2 separate regions of the Homo sapiens genome follow, and region 1 is linked to region 2. Evidence: chromatin loops called from intact Hi-C (ENCODE). Cell type or tissue: mammary epithelial cell. All regions are shown on one strand.

The links. Peaks named below come from ENCODE experiments on the same cell type or tissue, not always from the same donor. Only the 100,000 strongest peaks of a DNase experiment are listed, where the experiment ranks them.
Region 1: it touches region 2 in a loop (5-fold over the local background); 2 of 110 quality-filtered maps call a loop at or near these places.

What each region holds. Positions count from the first base shown.
Region 1 is chr21:35,611,856-35,619,855 of GRCh38, reverse strand. No RefSeq gene overlaps it. Among named protein-coding and RNA genes, the nearest start is that of MIR802, 100 kb to the left of the region's middle. In mammary epithelial cell, CTCF peaks have their summits at 3,517 and 5,179; DNase peaks (open chromatin) are centred at 475, 5,155 and 7,795; H3K27ac peaks cover 3,889 bases.
Region 2 is chr21:36,024,258-36,032,257 of GRCh38, reverse strand. No RefSeq gene overlaps it. Among named protein-coding and RNA genes, the nearest start is that of LINC01436, 23 kb to the right of the region's middle. In mammary epithelial cell, a CTCF peak has its summit at 3,601 (motif pointing right); a DNase peak (open chromatin) is centred at 3,607.

The DNA of each region.
Region 1 (8,000 bases), 410 kb after region 2:
AGAAGGAGGCCATTAAACTCCTGTTGCTTAAATAACCATTATCCTGGAATAAACAATCATTCCAGAATGAAAGCAAAATAAGAGAAGATTTCAAACAAATATTAGATGAATTTACTGCTACTAGATCCTCACTGAAATAACTCTAATGAGTGTATTATACTTAGGGAAAAGTAACACAGTAAGAATGGGAAATACAGGGGAAACTGTAGATGAGGCTGTAAGAGGAACAGGCGAATTGTTAAGGGCCATCCCATTTGGGATTTCAACTTGATCTTTATAGCAAAGACTATAGAATGTTTTTAATTGTGGAAGAGTCAGTCGCACTGCTCACTGAATAATGGTTGGCAGGCAGTGAGATAAGGAGGAAGAAAGACTGGTTAAGTGGATGTAAAGGTTATCCATGCAGGAAATGATGATGACATCTCCCAGGCAGTGGAGATGGATTCTAGAGGTGTGGAGTCAGACCCAGAGGGTTTACAGATATTGTCAGGATGACTGGATAAGAGGGTTGAGGCTATGACAGTTGTAAGGATGACTCAAGTCTTTCCCTTGAGTTCTTGGTGGTAGCATTTACTGGATTGAGAAGAAGAAAGGGTTTGGAGGAAGTGGTTCGCTTTTGAACACATTGAATTTCAGAGGCTTGTAAGACAGGCAAGCAGAGATGGGCTTCATAAAACCCCAATAAGTTGGTGTTATTAGATGATTTAGAATGCTTCAGTATGCTGGTTGTATGGTGACCCCTCTCTCTCTTAAATTATATTCTTCCAACTACTAGTGAAGTTCACAACTTTCATTTGTTTATCAGCCATTCTGGTTTGCTGTTTTGTCAATTGCCCATGAACTGCCTTTGCCAGATGCTGTAGATTGTTTATTTAGCCAACACTTTTCTCCTTTCATTTTTGTGAAAAGTGACCCAATTTAGTTAAAGTGTGAAGAGACAATGTGCTAAGAAAGGAAGACAGGTCTTCCTCATTGTGGATGAACAATGATTGATGGTCATCAGACTCATTTATTTTATTTTATTTTATTTTTTAATTGACAAATAATAATTGTACATATCCATGAGGCACATGGTGATGTTTCAATGCATATAATATATAATCATCAGATCAGGGTAATTAGCATATCCATCATCTCAAACAGTTATCATTTCTTTGTGTTGGTAACATTCAATATCCTCCTTCTAGTTATTTGAAACTGTATATTATTGTCAACAATAGTCATCCTACAGGGGTATAGAACACTAGAACTTATTTCTCCTATCTAGCCATAATTTTGTGTCCTTCAACAAATCTCTCCCTATTCCTTGCTTCCCCAGACCTATTTCTGACCAAGAAGACCTAAGAGAAAGTCTCTTTTGTAGCTATTTGTGTTGCTCACGTCTTCTCCAGTATTTGGCTTCTAGATTTCACTCTGTTTATGGTGCCACACAGAGATTTCAAATTTTAATATAGCAAAAAAGTGTATCACTCTTTTCTTTGTTATGTGTCATTTCTGTGCCTTGGTTTAGAAATGCTTCTCTGCCTTGGAGTTCTAAAACAAATCTCTATTTTTCTTCCATAAATGTTAAATTTAGAAAACCTTTTCAAATTCATCTGGAATTTATTTTTTTGTAACTGGAATGAAAGAAAGTTGTTTTTTTCCAAATGGATAGTCAGTCAACCCAGAACCATTTTTTGAATAGTTCATTCTTTCCCCACTGGTTTATATGACCTTCTGCCATATGTGAAATGCACATGCATATGTTGGTCTGTTGTTAATCTCTCTAATCAGTTCATCTGAGCTATTCCTTTACCTCTATTTCTTTGCTCTGATAAGTTGTAGGTTCTCTTGAATTTTCTAAGTAAATAATCATATAGCCTACAAATAATGACAATTTTATTTCTTCCTTTCTGATGATTATATCAATTATTTTTTTGCCATGCCATGTCATGCTGGCTAGGATCTCTGGAACAATGTCATTTAGTTTTATTTTTTTTAATAGAGATGAAGTCTCCCTATATTACCCAGTCTGGTCTTGAACCGATGAGCTCAAGTGATCTTCTCATCTTGACCTTCTGGTACAATGTTAAATAGAAGAAGCTAGAGTAGGCATTCTCGTTTTGTTCCTGACTTGCTTTGTTGCCTTTAGGAGAATGCTTCTAATTCTTGACTATTTTGTATAATTTGGATAGATTCCATCCATCATATTAAGTGAATTCTTTCCATTCTTAACTTGTTTAGGATACTTGTTTTGTTACCATGCAAGACGTTGAATTTTGCCTTTGTGCTTTTTTTGCATCTATTGTGGTGATCATATAGCTTTTCTCCTGTAATGGGCTGTGAATTATATTTGGAGATTTTTCTAATGTTAACCTAATCCTGTATTGCTGAGATAAATCATACATGGCCATCATGTATTTATTTAAGTCTTATGGATTTAGGTTACCAATATTTTATTTAGGATTTTTGCATTTCTAGTCATAAGATAGATTGATTATTAGCCTATAGTAAATTTTTCTTTTAATGTCCTTGTTTTGGTTCCTAGGTTATATCAGTGTCATAAATTGAGGTAGGGAGCTTTCCCTGGAATAATTTGTGTGAAAGAGAACAGTTTGTGGAATATACCTGCAACGTTATTTGGTTCTTCACACTCTGTCTTTAGTGTTAAGGACAGGATGGGCCAAGGAACCTGCTGTATTATCAGTGGAGGCTTGGTCCTCAATCCACAGCTGATCTTCTGTCTTTGGGATCTAGGCTGGGCTATGAGGATCCCATTTTTCACTTTTTTGCAGATGCTCTTGGCCTTGGGCTCCATTGCCCCATCAAGGCCCAATCAAACACAGACTTAAGACCATTTCATTGTTCTGGTTGAAGGATTTTCAAGAAACCAAGTAACTAAAGTGAGAGGTAACCTAAAGAACATACATGGACGTAAGAGATTTTGATGTGTATTTTCTACCAACCCCAGTAGGGAAATTGGAAGCTTCTACCATAGTTATAAGATGTAATTAACCTGCTGAATAAAACCTTGTCTTCATTTTTCCCTGGGTTTCCATTTTGCAGAAAATTTGGGAAAAAAATCCAATTTTCAGAGCCTATTAAAAAAAAAAAACTAAGTCACGTATTCATTTTTTTTTATCTTGGGAAAAAATGTCTCTATCAGAATTCAGGCTCTCACGGGCATAGGCCCTGTTTATTCCTCTTTGAATTCCTAACATCGAGCACAATGTCTGGTGTGGCACAGGTACTTAGTAAGCGACTGTGTGTTTGAGGATGTTTGTTGTCCAAATTACTTACAACATTGATGTCAAAATCAGGCCAGGCAATGAATATCCTATTTTCAAGGGAGAAAACTAATTTTATTTCTGTTTGAAACTGAAAGTTCTTAAACAAACAAGCAAAATGATGAAAAATTAAGGTGATTGAGAACATTGTTAATACATACTATTTTATCACTTACGCAATATGTAAGCTTCTAATATTAAATGCTCTTTGCTTGTATTCACTGCCTGCATTTCTTATCTTGGCCTTTTGGTGTCATTCTGAGATTAATCTGAAAAGCATATTAAGCAAGGGTGAAATTATTTCCCTGGCTTTGGGTCTTTCTTCCGTCTCTGATTTGAAGTGAAGCTTATTGTGCCCGAAGTGAAGTTTATTTTGCCCGCAGTGAAGCTTACATAACTATCTTTTTCAATGTTGTCCTAACTTTGTGCCTTATGTGATTGGGAAACTTTTAAGTGTAGAGAGCACCAGTGGTAGTAAAATAAGCCCTTTTTTATAGGTAGTCTAGAAAGAGCTTTTTCTGAAATACTTTTTATTACCATGTATGAGAAATTTTAGTGAAAGCAAAACCAAGGTTCTTAAGCCATACTGGGATCTGATTTGTTTTCAATGATCTGTGAAATAGAGGTAACCGCTTTCCATGGGGCTGCAGAGATGATGAACCTCCTAATGCTTCGTCTTTCTGTTCTGCACATGGTCTGGTCACCTATGAATAAGTATGAAAATGCTTCGGACTTGAAGCCCATCGCCAATCCCAGTGCCAGACGTGTGTTTGCTCTTCCCGTTCAACTTGCAAAAGATTACGTGTCTCAACAACTTTTCTCTTTTCCATCATTAATTATGTTTTTCCTTCATTCATCATTTTAAGGCATATGCTTAATAAGATAGACTTTTTTATGCTGTAATAAATAAATTCATAAACAAATAAAATATAAATATTGACCTATAGGGTCACAAGTGAGAAGCAAAAGTTATGAACTCATTGTATTTGGCTGTTATTATGTACACTGTGTATATACCCATTACTATATACCCCGGAAGTTCACAGTTCCTCATTCCTGTAGGCTGCATTCATTCTCAGGAAGGGGAGCTGGACTTGTCTCCTGAATCTTTAAACAACAACACAATCTGAGATAATCATTGTATTAACTCTATTGCTCATGGTATGTCTGCCACTTGCTGGGTACTTGAGTGGTTCAACTTCAAATTTTGTGGCTACAAAGACACAGGAGATCCATTTCTCAAAATATTCCATTTTAATTCTGATCCTATCTGAGCAATATAATAAAGTTTTAAAATAAACTTTCTTAGAAAATTATTTTTTTAATGTAAGCCAAATTAAAATTTCATCCTGCAATTGGCTGCTTTCCATGATGTGAGGTCAATGAGTTTAGTTAAGAACTGTGATGGATCTGAGATCTTCCCCATACTTAGAAGCTAATGAGTTGGCCTGCCACATGCCATGGATGCTGGCAGATGGTGTGAGACCATTATATCAGAGACAAAGGCCTCTATTCCTTTCAGCGCAACAGGCAGCATGAGCATTACTGTGTTGGTTCTCCTTGCCCCCCTAGTCCCATGGTCATGGTACAATGGGGCCTAGATTTTGCTTACACAATCAGTGGGTGGGAACTTTGTACTTAGGGAACCCAAGTCTCATATAATGGGCAGTAAGCATGCCTGCTCTTCATTCCAGAGGGAGGTATTATCTCTATGTTCCAAAGCTGTTTTTCTATACAGACATCCTTGACAAGGTAGTCCAGAACAAAGGCTGGTCAGTGACTCATTTGCAAGATGTGTCATTGAACAATAGGGTAGAATATGCTTTCAGAGCTGTCCTGCCCTAAGGGGAGAAAAGCTGAGTATTTGTCCTCCAACTCCCACTCATTCTGGGCTGAGAGCTGCTCCAGGGACATTAACTTTCCAGCACCTCCAGCCTCCCAGTGGTACACTGTAAGGGTGAATTCCATGAGGGAGGAGGTTGGGAGTTGTCTGTGTTTATATAGCAGGTAAAGAGTATCGCGTCTGACTGTGATATGGACCGTGAGTGCGTGGGGACACTGTTGTAACACTGATGCTATCTGCCACACTCCCCAGTTTTAGTCTCCTCCCCTCTGTTGCAGTAAGAGAAGGACATGACATTTGGGAGGGGCCAGGGATGGAATGATATGGTTTGCATTTGTGTCCCTGCCCAACTCCTATGTCAAATTGTAATCCCCAGTGCTGGAGGTGGGGCCTGGTGGGAGGTGATCGGATCGTGGGAGCAGTTTCTCATGGTTTAGCACAATCTTCTAGGTGCTATTCTCGTGATAGTGAGTGCGGGAATTATGAGATCCTGTGGTTTAAAAGTGTGTAGCACCTCTGCCTTCTCTCTCTTCTTCCTCCTTTGGCCATGCAAAGTACCTTGTTTCCCCTGTGGCTTCCACCATTGTTGTAAGTTTCCTGAGGCCTCCCAAGAATCAGAAGCTTCTATGATTCCTGTACAGCCGGCAGAACCATTAGCCAGTTAAACCTCTTTTCTTTATAAATTACCCAGTCTCAGATATTTCTTTATAGCAGTGTGAGAACAAACTAAGATACCCTCCCAATATCACACATATCTTTTTCCCCTTTAAATCCACTGTTGATTTGTTTGGTCTATCAGAAATGCCCATAGACCTTACATAGCCTGGGTGATATTTTCAAATTTTCTTCATGTCATTCCTCTTAACTAGCTCACTGTCCAACTGCATACCTGTAAGAGAGTGGGCAGGGGGAAGGAGCAAAATACCAAATTCAAAGAAGTCAACTTAGCTACTTATTAATATCTGTGAAAATATTAAGAGCAAAAAATGGGAACTAATTGCTCACATTTGTGTTTTAAAATAACTGTGTCTTTTGTTCCCAATCTCCGTGACCTAAGCCTTGGAAAATCAAGAGTTGGTCCTCAATCAGAGTGTGTCAACAATTATTTTAAGAACAAATTGAGGAAATGTAGGCACAAGTCTTTCATCACCTTTTCACCATGGTTAGATGTATTTGCTCCCTCTCTGACAGTCCCTTCACTTTCAAGCTCTCCAACTGCTTTAGAATCCAGGGTGAAAAATGAAACTTAGTTCCTGCTTTTAAGAAAATGAGAGAATGCACATGACATATTGACAGGTACATTTCCTGGGAGCATAAAAGTATTGAGGATTTTGAGGGAAAAAAACATGCAATCTTGGCCAGTGAGAAGTCCACTAATTCAGAATCGGGGATAAATTTAAAATGCTGGTGAAGTGCATTTATATATTAGGGCTTGAAGCGGGGGAAGGGTTTGCCAAGCAAATTAAAAGTATAAACAAGGGAAATATTTAGTCTTCTTAAGGTTGGAGGCCAACAAAGGTTTCTAAACACATGTAAAACCATTTTGTATTTAAATGCTTCTGTGAATCAGGGAGTGTTCTAATTCCTAATGACTTAAAAATATCTATTATTGAAACCCTTAAAAAATTCTCTGAGACATTCTGCTCTCTCCCTTCCTGAGGCCCTGTCATCCTTGTTACCATATGAACTTGAAATTAAGTTGAATTTGTTTCTGTACTTCAGACTTTTCCAAAACTTTCTGCCCAATTAGGGAAAATTAATGAGGTTTACTGCACTTGGTGTTGATAATCCGTCACCAGCAGACAGTCAGACTTTGTTTCTCCCAAGTTAGTGTTTGAAAGCAGAGAGTTGTTTTTTTAACTTTCCCAAAGTTTAAGGAAACACAATTCTAAGAAGATTGTTTTTTTATTATTCCAAGTGTCCACCACCTTCTCTTTTTTAGTTTGCTTTCTTCGTGCTTTCCTGATGGGCTCTGAGTCTTCCACCTATAAACCAAAAATAAAATTTGAAGTCCCCTCAACTGATTGAATGGATATTCTCTTGGCTAAGAGGGCTCCAGAGTAACCTTGAAAACTGAGTTCTCATCCACGAGGGGATGGGAGGTTGGACATGCCTCATTATACCTCTATGATGGTTAATATTGAGTGTCAACTTGATTGGATTAAAGGATGTAAAGTATTGATCCTGGGTGTGTCTGTGAGGGTGTTGCCAAAGGAGACTAATATTTGAGTCAGTGGACTGGGAAAAGCAGACCCAGACCCTCAATCTGGGTGGGCACCATCTAATCAGCTGCCAGCGCAGCCAGGATAAAAGCAGGCAGGAAAACATGGAAGGACAAGACTGGCTGAGTCTTCCTGCCTTCATCTTTCTGCCATGCTGGATGCTTCCTGCCCTTGAACATCTGACTCCAAGTTCTTCAACGTTGGGACCCTTGGACCTTCAATCACAGACTGAAGGCTGCACTGTCGGCTTCCCTACTTTTGAGATTTTGGGACAGACAGGCTTCCTTGCTCCTCAGCTTGCAGACAACTTATTGTGGGACCTCACCTTGTGATCGTGTGAGTCAATACTCCTTAGTAAACTCCCCTTTATGTATACATCTATCCTATTAGTTCTGTCCCTCTAGAGAACTCTGACTAATACAGCCCCCTCCCTCACTCACCAAAATTAGGCTTCCTTCCCTAAGGGCTAAACAGAAACAAGCCCTTTCAAAAGACTCCACCACTGACATCAAGCAGCTGCAATGCTCCTTCCCTTTTGCCTGATAAGAGATCACCAACCATGAAATGATGCTGGATAATCTATAAAGAATGTGCAGTAAGGGTTTGCATGTCCTCTGCTTCATGTTTAGACTTCAAAGGACTGGAAATTCCACCCTCGGATCATGCTAG
Region 2 (8,000 bases):
AACACGTCAGTGTCCCCACACAACACGCCATTGCCCCCACAGAACACGCCAGTGTCCCCCACACGACATGCCAGTGTCCCCCACACAACACGCCAGTGTCCCCCACACAACATGCCATTGCCCCCACAGAACATGCCAGTGTCCCCCCGCACGACACGCCAGTGTCCCGTGTACACACCAGTGTCCCCCGCACGACACGCCAGTGTCCCCACACGACACGCCATTGCCCCCACACAACACGCCAGTGTCCCCCACACAACATGCCATTGCCCCCACAGAAAATGCCAGTGTCCCCCCGCACGACACGCCAGTGTCCCGTGTACACACCAGTGTCCCCCACACGACACGCCAGTGTCCCCACACAACACACCATTGCCCCCACAGAACACGCCAGTGTCCCCCACACGACATGCCAGTGTCCCCTGCACAACACGCCAGTGTCCCCCACACAACACATGCCAGTGTCCCCCAGACATGCTAGAGTTCCACTGACAGCACGCCAGCACCTGCCCCCACCAGCAGACATTTCTCTCCCGTGCTCATCCCTCTCACCTTTCAGAGGGTGTTTCTCATCTTCCTGTTGTAACCTTTCACTATTTTCTTGTTTTAATATCCTTTTATTCTATGTAGTTTTAACATTAGGCTATAAGAAAATTAAAAAAAAAAAAAAACACCTGGGCCAGGCACGGTGGCTCACGCCTGTAATCCCAGCACTTTGGGAGGCCGAGGCGGGTAGATCACGAGGTCAGGAGATCGAGACCATCCTGGCCAACATGGTGAAACCCTGTCTCTACTAAAAATACAAAAAATAAGCTGGGTGTGGTGGCGGGCACCTGTAATCTCAGCTACTCCGGAGACTTAGGCAGGAGAATCACTTGAACCCAGGAGGTGGAGGTTGCAGTGAGCTGGTATCATGCCACTGCGCTTCAGCGCAGGCAACAGAGTGAGACTCCATCTCAAAAAAACAAAAAACTCCCCAAAATAGAATGTATTTAATAAAAATGTAAGGCTACCACTCCACAAGGTAGATAGTAGCAGGTGCTGTTACTATCCGAGGTGGGAGGATCACTTGAGGCCAGAAGTTTGAGACCAGCCTGGGCAACATAGTGAGACCCCCTGCCCCGCGTCTCTACAAAAAATAATAAAAAAATAGCTGGGTGTGGTGCTGCATGCCTGTAGTCCTAGCTACTCTGGAGGCTGAGGCAGGAGGATGGCATGAGTCCAGGAGTTCGAAGCTGCAGTGAGCTGTGATCACACAGCTGCACTCCAGCCTGGATGACAAATCTGTGGAGTCCTATTTAGGGCAAAGGAGTCAGGCTGGCGGGACTGAGGGAGTTAAAGATAAAGCAGATAAGTTACCGGCCTACCTTTCTTCATGGTCCAGGACACATAGCCCTCCAGTGCAGATAACGTACATTACCCACAATCCTCCTGCACCCAACTTAACATCAAACACTTCCGTTTATCATCAGACACCTTGGCTGATAGAAAAATGCACGTTAGCTCCTTGCAGCCCTGGCGTTATCAGTATTGTGCGCAGCCCTATGTAGCCGAAACCATCCTATAAAATCTCCAGGAGCCTTTGTCTCTGGCAGTCAGCTCCTCCTCCGCTGATCTGCCCGTTGCCTCCTAACAACGTGTTTTCATTCTTCCTCGCGTAAATCTGCCTTTCTTTACCTACAGCTGTCTTGGTAAATTCTTTTACCCCTGCATGCCACTGGCTCAAATGGTTGTCGCCCACCTGCGACAAGTGAGACCCTGACTGTAAAAAAAAAAAAAAAAAAAAAAGGTGGAGTGGGACTTAGAGCCACTGTGTCCTCCTGGTACCCGGTGGGATATCCCTCTTTCTCATCTAATTGTCACAATAGCTCTATGAGGCAGGTATTCCATCTTTTGTTAGAGTTGAAGACACTGAGGCATAGACGGGTCAACTGACTTCTCCCACATCACGTGGCAGGGATTAGAAGCCAGCAGTGTCTGGTGTCTGAGTTCCTGCCTCTGATGTGTGAGTGATACCTGTTTCTGCCTCCTAAGTTAGGCAGTCTAGGGTAAGGGAGGGGACCCGCCACCTTCAAGCAGTTTATGTTGTCTGGTTTTGCTTTGTGAAAGGCCGAGTGACTACTTCACCTTGCAGGCTGTTCTGGAGGAACCAGGCAACTCCACTCCCTGGCCCTGCTGCAGGGCAGAGTGAGCCAGTCTCTCTCGCTGCAGCCTCGCCTCAAATGGTCCCATTTCAGTTTTACAGCCCGCTTCTCATCACACTGACAGCTCATATCTCATACAGGGCATAGCTGTTATTAGAGGGCTGAGAAGGGGTGAGTGAGCCCAAAGCAGGCCTTTTCTCGTTTCCGTGGAATTCGTCTCAGGGGAGAGGCTCTCCTGTTGCAGTTGAAAGCATTGTCTCGGTGCCATAGAAACTGCTCAGAACCCTGAAATCTCTTCCTAATGCCCAGATTCAGAAGATAGGGCCAAGACCAGAACGGCAAAGACCCCACTCAGTAATGCTTGGGACAGTCAACAATTCCAGTTTTTACTGTGATAATCACAAAGGGAGACTAAACTGTTGACAGATAAGAGAGAGTTTGGGATGTCACAGAGGAAGCAGGTTGGGTCTAAGGCGACTGTGTTTGGGACAGGCAGCGTAGACCTGTGCTTCTCGTGCCATGTCTGAGACCTGTGTCACTGGACGTCTTTGCCTTCCAAGCCTCTGATGGTAAAGGCTGTAGCAGTGGTTGGCGGCTTTGCTGTTCACTGGAATCACATGCGGAGCTTTAAAAAATTCTGAGGCCGGGTTCCCACTGCAGGGGTCTGAACTAGTTGGCCTGAGGTGTGCCGGGGCAGTGGAGATTTAAAGCTCCCACATGACTGATGTTCACCAAAGTTCCCTTTCTGAACCTCTGGGATATGGGAGCAAGCTGCCTTACCTTTTCCCAGCTGGAACTTTCTGGTTTTCAGAGGTGTGGGAGGCAAGCTGAAGAGTGTCAATTCTTTTCTTTTTTTTTTTTTTAATTTTTTTGGAGATAGAGTCTTGCTCTGTTGCCCAGGCTGGAGTGCAATGGCGTGATCTCGGCTCATTGCAACCTCCACCTCCCGGGTTCAAGCAATTCTCCTGCCTCAGCCTCCTGAGTAGCTGCGATTACAGGTGCATGCTGCCACACCCAGCTAATTTTTTGTATTTAGTAGAGATGGGGGTTTCACCGTGTTGCCCAGGCTGGTTTCGAACTCCTGAACTCAGGCAATCCACCCGCCTTGGCCTCCCAAAGTGCTGGAATTATAGGCGGGAGCCACCACGCCTGGCCAAGTGTCAATTCTTATACTACACAAGTTCATGCTGCCTAAATGATCTTTTAAATAGTACCACTTCATGTTGAGTACAGATGAATCCAGAGATCAACTCTTTATCATTTGGCTCAGTAAATACAGTTGGAGTGCCCGCCCAGTCCACGAGAAGTGATTAGCAAATTTAATTCCACGTGTCTCCTTTAAAAGGCGCCACACCTCTCCGTGTCCAGAGTGTTTGGGCTGATGCTTGGTAAGTACCAGGTGGATCTTGGAATCCCTGTGGGACTTTGCAACGTGCTTGAGCCACTTCCACCTTTCGTACACTAGATGGCGCAAGAGGACCGCCGAGCTGACCTGGGTACTGCGGCTCGGTCAAGTCAGGCAGCAGAGAGTGGTTTTCCCAAATATTAGTAGCATCCAAACAAGGCAGAAGCAACTCTCCGTGTTTCCCCTGGAAGAAAATGCCAACGTTCACATTCTCCTTTGGGCGGATAAACACCACTTCAAGGTGATAGCTGCTCGGGAAGGGACCTGGCCAGGTGGGGCAGGGGCTGGAGAGGGCAGTGGTGGCTCAGATGTAATGGCGAGAGGAGGAGGGGGTGAGACCGTGCAGGAACCATCCTGGCTCTGCCCACAGAGGAGCCACAAATAAAGGCATATATTTAGCCCTTACTTTTGAGAAGGAGAGAACTTTTCACACCGGGTAGCAGGTTTCAATTTCTATCCTAATTGATAGCAGGTAGACTCAGGCTGTTTCAGGCAGGCCAAAAGAAGGATTTTTTTTTTTTGAGACAGAGTTTCACTCTTGTTGCTCAGGCTGGAGTGCAATGGGGCGATCTCTGCTCACTGCAACCTCTGCACCCCAGGTTCAAGCAATTCTCCTGCCTCAGCCTCCGAGTAGCTGGAATTACAGGCATGCGCCAAGAGCTGGACTTACAGGCATGCACCACCATGCCTGGCTGATTTTTTTATTTTTAGTAGAGATGGGGCTGGTCTCGAACTCCAGGCCTCAGGTGATCCACCTGCCTCGGACTCCCAAAGTGCTAGGAAGTTGCTGGGATTACAGGTGTGAACCACTGTGCCTGGCCAGAAGGATGGCTTTTAAGGAGTTGAAACTGACCACCCACACAAACAGAGGGACGGATCCTGTGACTCCTAGCTTCTCATCTGCCAGGTGTTTCTAGAATAACGTGAAGTATTTTGTGGTGAGGTGGAAAGAATCCATTTCTGCTGACCGAGGGGAGGCCTGGCCCATCTTTGTTAGAGGTGCATGACTGATCAGAGGTTGGGGCCTCAAGGTAGAGTGAAAAAAACCATCAGGGTGCGCTTGAGCTTCTCTGTCCACAGGATACTGAGACACTGTAGATCCCCAAATGGCTGGTGATGTGGACTGACTCAGTACAACATCACATGATGACTTGACGCTGATGGCCTCACTTGAAATGATTTCTTTGGTCAGCTGGACTTTATCAGAAGCTCTGTCATCTGGTCTTATGTGTAGACAAATTCAACTTGTGAACCGGGAAGCTGCTATAATGCTTTTCTCCCTCCTGATACCCTTCTCCTCCCCAGCCCCGTGCTATTGATACACATTCTGGCTTTGTGTTGAGTGGAAGTTTGTTTTCTCTTTGGCATGTTGATCTACAGAGTGCTACCAAGACCTCGATGAGGCCAATATTCAATATCACTATATTGAAGGTTTTTTTTTTTTTAATTGGAGGAGTAGAGAAAGGTATACATTACTGTTTATCTGATTGGAGTTGCCTCACTGGTGATGGTGATTATGTATATGGAATGCAGATATTATTTAAGAGAACTCAGGTTGGGGCCAAGCATGGTGACTCATGCCTGTAATTCCAGCACTTTGGGAGGCTGAGGTGGGCGTATCACTTGAGGCCAGGAGTTCCAGATCAGCCTGGCCAACACAGCAAAACCCCATCTCTACTGAAAAAATACAAAAATTAGCCAGGCTTGGTGGCACATGCCTGTAATGCTAGCTACTCAGGAGGCCAAGGCATGAGAATCACTTGAATCTGGAAGGCCCAGGTTGTAGTGAGCCTAGATCATGCCGCTGTACTGCAGTCTGGGCGCCAGAGCAAGACTTTGCCTCAAAAAAAAAAAAAAAAAAAAAAAGAGTAAGCCAGGCGAGGTGGCTCATGCCTGTAATCCCAGCACTTTGGGAGGCTGAGGCAGGCAGATCACCTGAGGTCAGGAGTTCGAGACCAGCCTGACCAATGTGGAGAAACCCCGTCTCTACTAAAAATACAAAATTAGCAGGGCACGGTGGCTCACGCCTATAATCCCAGCTACTCGGGAGGCCGAGACAGGAGAATTGCTTGAACCTGGGAGGCGGAGGTTACGGTGAGCTGAGATCGCGCCATTGCACTCCAGCCTGGGCAAAAAGAGTGAAACTCCGTCTCAAAAAAAAAAAAAAAGTATTCAGGTTGGAATAACAAGTTTTTTTTGTTTTGTTTTGAGACAGTTTCGTGCTCTGTCACCCAGGCTGGAGTGCAGCAGTGGCATAATCTCAGCTCACTACAACCTCCACTTCCTGGGTTCAAGTGATTCTCCTGCCTCAGCCTCCTAAGTAGCTGGGGTTACAGGCGTGCACTACGCCACCACTCCCAGCTAATTTTTTTGTATTTTTTTTAGTAGAGCTGGGTTGTGCCATGTTAGCCAGGCTGGTCTTGAACTTCTGACCTTAGGTGATCCAACCGCCTCGGCCTCCCAAAGTGCTGGGATTACAGGTGTGAGCCACCCACACCTGGCCACAAGTGATTTTTGATGGTTGTGGTTCAATGTTAAGAGTAGGTGGCCACCATGTAGTCTAGGCAGGGAGTCTTGACTCACAACCATGGCAGCAGTCGTGCGAGAGGAGAAATACTGTGTCTCTGTATTAGAAGGCAGTGTCTCTGATACCAGCAGGAGAAAAGTACTGGCAGGGGGCAACTGCTAGGATCTATCTTCTTTCTTTTATAGGTCACCAGGGCAAAAGTCTATAAAGGAGGCCACTACCACCAAAAAATGTCCCCCAGGAAGCTAAATAAGTGCTTTCAGCTTTGTTGATTGGGGCTGTTTGCCTTAGAACCCTGCTCCTCACAGGGTGATCTGCAGAGCACATCAGCAGCACCTGGGAGCCTATTAGAAATTCAGGATCTTGGCCGGGCGTGGTGGCTCACACCTGTAATCCCAGCACTCTGAGAGGCAGAGGATCACCTGAGGTCAGGAGTTCAAGATCAGCCTGGCCAACATGGGGAAACCCTGTCTCTACTGAAAACACAAAAATTAGCTGGGTGTGGTAATGGCACCTATAATCCCAGCTACCTGGGGAGGCTAAGCCAGATCACTTGAGGTCAGGAGAATCGCTTGAACCCGGGAGGTGGAGGTTGCAGTGAGCCGAGATCGTGCCACTGCACTCTAGCCTGTGTGACAGAGCGAGACTCCATCTCAAACAAACAAACACACACAGACACACACACACACAAATGAAAAGAAATTCAGGATCTCAGGCCCTGCCCTGGACCCACTGAATCAGAATCTGCATTGGAACAAGATTCCCGTGTACGTGAAAGTTAGGAAAACAGTGTCTTCGAGGTGTGACCGACTCCAGACATCGAGCCAGTTGGGCGGTTTATGACCTGTCTTCTGGGCTGTCCATTGGCAATCCCTTTAGCCCTGTCCTGGTTCACCCTTCCTTGACACGAGGTGCCAGTGGAGATGGCTCATTTACAGAAAGTGAGGCGGGGCTGGGGTTCTGCTCAGAGGACCCACGAGGCCCGATTATCAGCACAATGACCATGGTTTTGCCCCTTTTACTTTGGGGCATGGCAGTTGCCAAAGACTTCTTGAAGTGGGAGGCAGCTGGACAGAAAGCCACCAGCCCCTTACTCACACCACATGCTGGGGAGCCTCTGCGCCGTGGGGCTGCGGACCTCCAGCCTAAATCACTCACATTTGTGAGTTTTTCATTCACCGGGAAAAATAGATCCCAGTGCAGCAGTGTGGTTACAAAATCGCCGAGCTCCACAGGTGCATTAGGACTGGTGCACCCTGAGTGGAGGGGTCCCAGGATGTTCAGACTGGACCGTGGCATTGACTTAGCATTTCCAGGTGCCAGCACAGTACGACAGGCTGCCAGCCCTGAATCAGTTTCATCCTCAGTGGCTACAATAGTCTCCCCCAACAGATGGGGAAAGTCCAGCTCAGTCAGTCAGTCCAGCTTATTTTTATTAGCTAGCAAAGTCCCTTCCTTGTCCAAGGTTCGTGGCTGGTATAGACAGACCAGCTCTGGGTCCTGGTCTGCTGGATACCATGTGGGCACTTGGTACCCTCTCAGCCTTGAGAGACAGGGTCCTGCTCTTTTGCCCAGGCTGGAGTGCAACGGCCAATCATGGCTCACTGCAGCCTCAAATTCGTGAGCTCAAGCAACCATCCTGCCTCCGTCTCCTGAGCAGTTGGAACTACAGGCACGCACCACCACACCTGGCTAATTCTAAAAATATTTTGTAGAGACGGGGGTCTCACCATGTTGCCCAGACTGGTCTCAAACTCTAGGCCTCAAGTGATCCTCCCACCTTTGTCTCTCAAAATGCTGGGATTACAGGCATGAGCCACTGTGCCCAGTTACCACCCAGCCTCTTTCCAGTCGTTTCCCCTGGCTGCTCTCTGATTCCCCACAGCACTGAGGTCAAGGTTGAGTTTCACTGGAATCTTAAAGA